Regions from separate parts of the Mus musculus genome. Here region 2 is linked to region 1. A link is a contact called in ENCODE Hi-C or POLR2A ChIA-PET data. All regions are on one chromosome and are shown on one strand. The core of a region is the stretch at or near the end of the contact, and the rest is flanking DNA. Distances in the headings are between cores, read along the strand shown. Region 1 overlaps Itga2 (integrin alpha 2). Region 2 holds the start of Itga2 (integrin alpha 2).

What was found. A loop is a pair of places that touch in the nucleus more often than their neighbours do. ChIA-PET counts read pairs that join two places held with the same protein, here RNA polymerase II (POLR2A).
Region 2: a map of heart shows a loop between it and region 1 (2.9-fold over the local background). The contact joins the promoter of Itga2 here to the enhancer-like site in region 1. A Hi-C loop is called at or near these places in 5 of 37 maps with a recorded cell type or tissue (all heart). POLR2A ChIA-PET finds 5 or more read pairs at or near these places in 1 of 5 experiments (Patski).

What each region holds. Positions count from the first base shown.
Region 1 is chr13:114,895,507-114,898,206 of GRCm38, forward strand. The region is part of intron 2 of Itga2 (integrin alpha 2); the gene reads right to left. Among named protein-coding and RNA genes, the nearest start is that of Gm34845, 27 kb to the right of the region's middle. Within about 2 kb of position 1,386, at least 2 of the 3 ENCODE cell types and tissues checked have a DNase peak (open chromatin) inside an H3K27ac peak, as active enhancers do; they include heart, where a contact is called at or near this core.
Region 2 is chr13:114,930,767-114,933,548 of GRCm38, forward strand. It overlaps Itga2 (integrin alpha 2), which reads right to left and starts at 1,334. Exons shown (of 30, transcript NM_008396.3): 1 at 1,110-1,334. The coding sequence starts at 1,167.

The sequences.
Region 1 (2,700 bases), core at 136-2,635:
GTGTGTGTGTGTGTGTGTGTGTGTGTGTGTGTGTGTGTGTGTATCACAGATTCATGTCCAGAACAGATGATGGAAAAAGCGATTTAAAGCATAGGAAATTCAATAACACACCCGTTTAATGTCTGTTACAAAATTGAATCCCACTTATATAGACCTTTCTATTTAAATTTCTTCCACAGAGACATTTATGGGGGGGGGCTATCACACTTATAGTAAATAAAGACCTTTAATAAGATTTATCTTAACCAAAAAATTAGAATAATAATGTGCCCATACATCAGATGCAGCAGATTTTCTCTCTGATGCTATATTCATTCATAGTTCTTCTCTCTTTATAAGGAAGTAAAACGTACCAGTCCTTGACAAAAGAAGAAAATACATTTCCATGACTGGAAATACTCCTCGTTCTTAGTTAGTCTTCATCTAACCAGTGATTTTAGTTACAGTGCTTCTGAGTCATAGAATGAACTCAGATTGTTCTTGGGGCAAGCCTTCAGATTACACAAAGAAATAGTGCAAATCACAACTAGTTCCAGGAAATGATCTTAAACATGTCTCCGGCCCTTGCAGATTGTTTGTGATAAGGATTGCATCATCTACACTGAACATCCGGTGTAGGAAATTCAGGCTGGAGGCAGGCTGGCTCGCCTCTGCTGCGCTGAAGGAGGAGACGTTACTCTTACCCAGAGGGCTGCACGGCAGCTCTTCTTGGAGGTCACCTTGCTTTTGAAAGGATGCAGCTCATAGGAGACAGTGGGAAAAACTCAAGAAGTAATAAAGAGATGTCATGAGATCATTAAAGTAGGAGTCTAGAGTGTAATAAAAAAAATCCAATAAACAAAACTACTAAAATAGCCAAGATTGCTTCATTGAAATCTAGTAGATCTGGAAGTAAAACATGCCTATATTCTTGGAAATGCAAGACACACCGGACAGCTCAAACTGGACTCTAAAATAACAGTTTAAGAGCACTCGGACTAGAACCTTGAGTGTGTTAGAAGAAAAGAGATGGAGTCACGTGTAAAACAGATCATAAAGAAAGTTCAACTAAGTGGAGGGAAACGGTGGCAAAACCTGCTTCGGCATAAGCAGTGAAAGAGCCATGAGCTAAAGGACGTGCGTGCGTGCGTGCGTGCGTGCGTGCGTGTGTGCGTGTGTGCGTGCGTGCGTACGTGCGTGCACGTGTGCGTGCGCGTGTGATGTGCAGACTCAAGAACAAACACTCACAATTTATTGAAGGAATTCCTAGCAAAAGTTAACTTCATTAGTATCAGAAGGAAAGTTAATGTTGAAACGGTTTGCCCACATCTGCTACTTCCATAACGTCTGGGCAATTGTCATAAATTACAAGTGGAGAAGGGCACAGCGCCAATTGTCAAAACAAACAGGCAGCTCTGGAGCCCAGGGCTCGCGCTTCATTTTTCCTCCTTGGTGTGAAGGCCACTGACCGAGGACTGCCTAGCATTGGCTTGCTGTCCCCTGGGAGACTGACTGGGTCAGGCCAATGACGTAGGCCATGAGGAAATCTTCTATCACTATTGTCCCTGACCTTGGAAAGGAAAGTTGTTCCCTTACTGTTGAGTTAATAGCGGTAGAGGCAGGGAAGCAACAAAAGCACCAGCGATTTAAGGCCTGGCACTGAATGAGCCCTCTTATCTGAGCATTCCCAATCTGCAGATCTTCCTCCTAGACTGTTCCACACTCCAGAGGGCAGGGCCCATGCTCTGGATTTTCTGCACCCCACGTAGGCACAGTGGCCAGTCCATGGTGGATTAGATAATTTTGTCCATGGCTTAGTCTGTTCCATGTCTTTTCTTGGTAGGATTGAGACAGTGAGAGGATTCAGACAGGCTGACAAGCCCACAGTCCTCTCTTCCCTTCTGCTTTTTACCTTCCTAGATTCAGCCCCTTAGACAGACAGGAATCCTCTCTTTTCCTCCCTCTGCTGCAGTATGCCTGTGCAGGCTGATGGGTTTAGATACTGGTTAAAGGGAAAAAAGTGAGATCCTTAGCTAAAAGCTGCACCTTACCAGAAAGGTCCATACTGGTATCCAAGGCACTAACCTAGCCAATTATAGAGCAGAGCCTTGTTTCCCAATAGCCGTTGTCTCCTGCTTACAAGAAATGTTATAGGAAGGCTAAGGCAGGATTTAGATATCTGATTATCTGATATCCCTGGTTTTGACGTCATCAGATCAGCTCAAGAGTATCAATGTAATCTGCTTGTAAAAATACCTTTTAACAGTGTCTTGAATTTGTATATACTGAGAGAAGCCACGGGGATGACTCTCTTTCCCAGGATCCTACTTGTTCTGTCCCTGTCAGTTCTTTATTATTTTAGTCTTATTCAAGGTCCAACTGCCACATAGCCAGTGGATGTGTTCCTCTCCAAACAGCCTTACCATCCCTAATAAAGTCTATTATAGATGGCGGCTTTTTCTCTTAGACATATTTTGCCTCAGAAAAGTTGAAACTGAGTACAAAACAGAACACCCACCTTGAACTCAATGCCACACTGTTATTTGCTAGGCTGTGCCTTTCCAGTAGACAACTGGCATTCCTGAGGAGCTCTGCATTAGCCCCTACATCTCAAGGTTGTCTCAAATAGTTAACTTCATAGGCTAACTGTGGTGAATCACTTGTAAGTAGGCCTTTCACTAAGTCATTCAACAAATGGTTATTCTTTTAAATTTTTTAAGA
Region 2 (2,782 bases), core at 84-2,583, 35 kb after region 1:
TTAATCCCAGCACTTGGGGGGCAAAGGCAGGCGGATTTCTGAGTTCGAGGCCAGCCTGGTCTACAAAGTGAGTTCCAGGACAACCAGGGCTAGACAGAGAAACCCTGTCTAGAAAAAAAAAAAAAAAAAAAAGGAATACTTTCCTTCTTTGTAAAAATTAAGTGACATCCAGTGACCACTTTGCTATTTTGTTAGCTGTTTAATGCAATCCCCCCCACACACACACCGTCCCCTCCCATCTCCCCTCAACTACCTTAAAATCCTTCATCTTGGGCATGACCAGGCTGTGGATAAAGGTGGAGAGAAAGTTCTCCTGAGCCTCTCAGCAGCCTGCCTTCCCCACTCTCCTTCCTTACTTAATGCAAAGGAAGTCAGGTCAGGCAGCCTGGCACCAGTCTCAGCTAATCCCCTTGCCTTGTGGATCAAGAGAGTGGAGAGAACCAGCCTAAATTTACTTTCTTTGAAGGACATTACAACAATAAAAGGAAGGCAGGAGGGAAGGAAGAGTGCCCCCTCTGCCTAGTTGATTGGCTTTTCTTCCTCCTATGGAAAGAAACACCAGTGCTCCTTCCTGAAATAAGAATAGGGGGCATTGTGCGCGCGGGGTGAAAAATACACATCAAAGTTTCCTGCAAAGCCACCCTTTGAGAGCTGCATGCTGCAGCCCAGAGCTGGATCCCCGGTTCCTGGTTCAGAGCTAGTTCAGCACCTGCTGGGGATCCGCGGGAAGCTGGGAGGCTGGATGCGTGGTCTGCTGGCCACCCACAAACGCTCCAAATCTGTGGGTGTGAGAACATCTCTAAACCCAAACCTCTTAGAAAGATGACTTTGAAGGATGCTTGATCGGGTGAAACACGTCTTAATGAGGATGTGGGGTGTGTGTGTGTGTGTGTGTGTGTGTGTGTGTGTGTGTGTGTGTCTGTGTGTCTGTGTCTGTCTGTCTGTCCTGTTTGTTCAAGTGGCTCCACGAAGCCTGGATCCCGAGTCCACATAGATGCAGAGCAGACATCGCCAGCTCCAGAGCAGCACTCGATCCCTCCCTGGTCTTCTAGGACCAAAGCGGGTCTCTCCAGCCTCGGACGCGGACGCGCAGTGGAGTTCAGACTTACCTTGAACTAGCATTAGCAGCCGCAGCAGGAGCGCGCCCCCTGCCTGTCCCGGTCCCATCTTGGGTCTGCGCTGGGGAATCTAAAGTGCTCTGGGGGTGCACACAGTATCCTCGATCCAGGGCTCCCAGAGGCTAGACTTTCCAGAAACTGTACGGAGGAGTTCTCTCCAGCCTGAATGAGAGCAAGGAAAAGTTGCTTGCAGCTTCTGAGCTAGGAACCGCCCCTGCCTGCCCCTCCAGCCTGGGCAAACTCCGGATCTGTCCTGCCACGCCCCACGGAGCCCAGCCCCTCAGCGTCTGTGGCTCCTCCAGCGCTCTGAAAAAGGAGTCAAGATCCATGGACGCCCACGGAGCCCTCGGCATCTTACAGACAGTGCGGACGCGACTCCAGCCCGGTGGCTTTTTCCTACCTGTACCAAACTGTTCTAGCTCACCAGACCCAAGAGCTCAGGATCCACCCACAACCAACATCTCTTCGTCCTCTGTCCACAGGAAACTAACTCCTAGGCAGTTCCCTCCACCCCCCAACGCAGTTGTATCAAGCCATAGCCCTCAATAACTCAGAAGAAGAGCCAGGGGACCTGAACAGTGTGTGCCCTTCTCTGCTTTTCCTGAGTGGGTGGAGAAAGGGACAGAAATAAGCTCGGAATGACCAGGTTCGACACTAAGTCATCAGAAAGAGCTGCTCTCAAGCTATGATTATCCCTGAGGTACTATTTTTGCACCACAGAGGGGTGTGAGGGAGAGAGAGGGGGGTGGGGATTGTTCATTTCTGAGACGATGAGGAGTTGGATCACTGAGTTTACCTGATTTATTTCAGGACAGGTGAGAAGAGTTGACAGGGGCTCAAATGCAGTGGGTCTCAACCTTTCTAGTGCCGCGACCCTTCAACACAGTTCTTTATGTTGTGGTGACCTCAACATTATTATCGTTTAAAATTATTATCGTTGCTACTTCTCTGATTCTGAATTGTTATGTAACATCTGTGTTTCCCAATATCTTAGGGTACACCGATGGAAGGGGGGTCGCAACCCACGGGTTGAGAATCTCTCCTCCTGAGCTCGTGCCTTGCCATTTCCCAAACTTTCCGATTCTGGAAAGACAGCATTCATCTGGGTCTTTCACTTTTGAATCCAAGAAATAGAACATGCACTTTTAATCGTCTTTAAACCCAATATCCGTAGAAGCTCAGCCGCAGGTTCCTGCCCATTGATGAGGCTAGAATTATTCCAGTGCCTACTTTCTGAAGCACTCAAAAGGTTTTGTAAAATAAAGAATTGCTTGTCTAATGGCTATTGCTCATTCAAAATCTCTTGGGAGCAGGCCTCTGAGCAAGAAGGGACTCCCCAGGTCCATAGAGCAAGCGAGCAACTTCCAGGTGGGACAGACGTAGCCACTTGGGAAAAGCCAAACGCTTTAAACCTATTTATAAAACGGTAGGTAGAACTGGAACCTCTACTTCTTTGTGTGTGTGCATATGTGTGCAGGTTTATGTGTGCTGATGTGTGTGTTTGTGTAGACACACATGTATGCCCGCCAGGGGACAAACCTAAGTGTTATTCCCTACAACCATCCACCTTTTGTGTTGCGATAGTCTATCACCGGATTGGATCTTGCCAAATAGGCTAGACTGGATGACCAGCTAGACTCATGACGGTACCAAGTTGGAGCTCA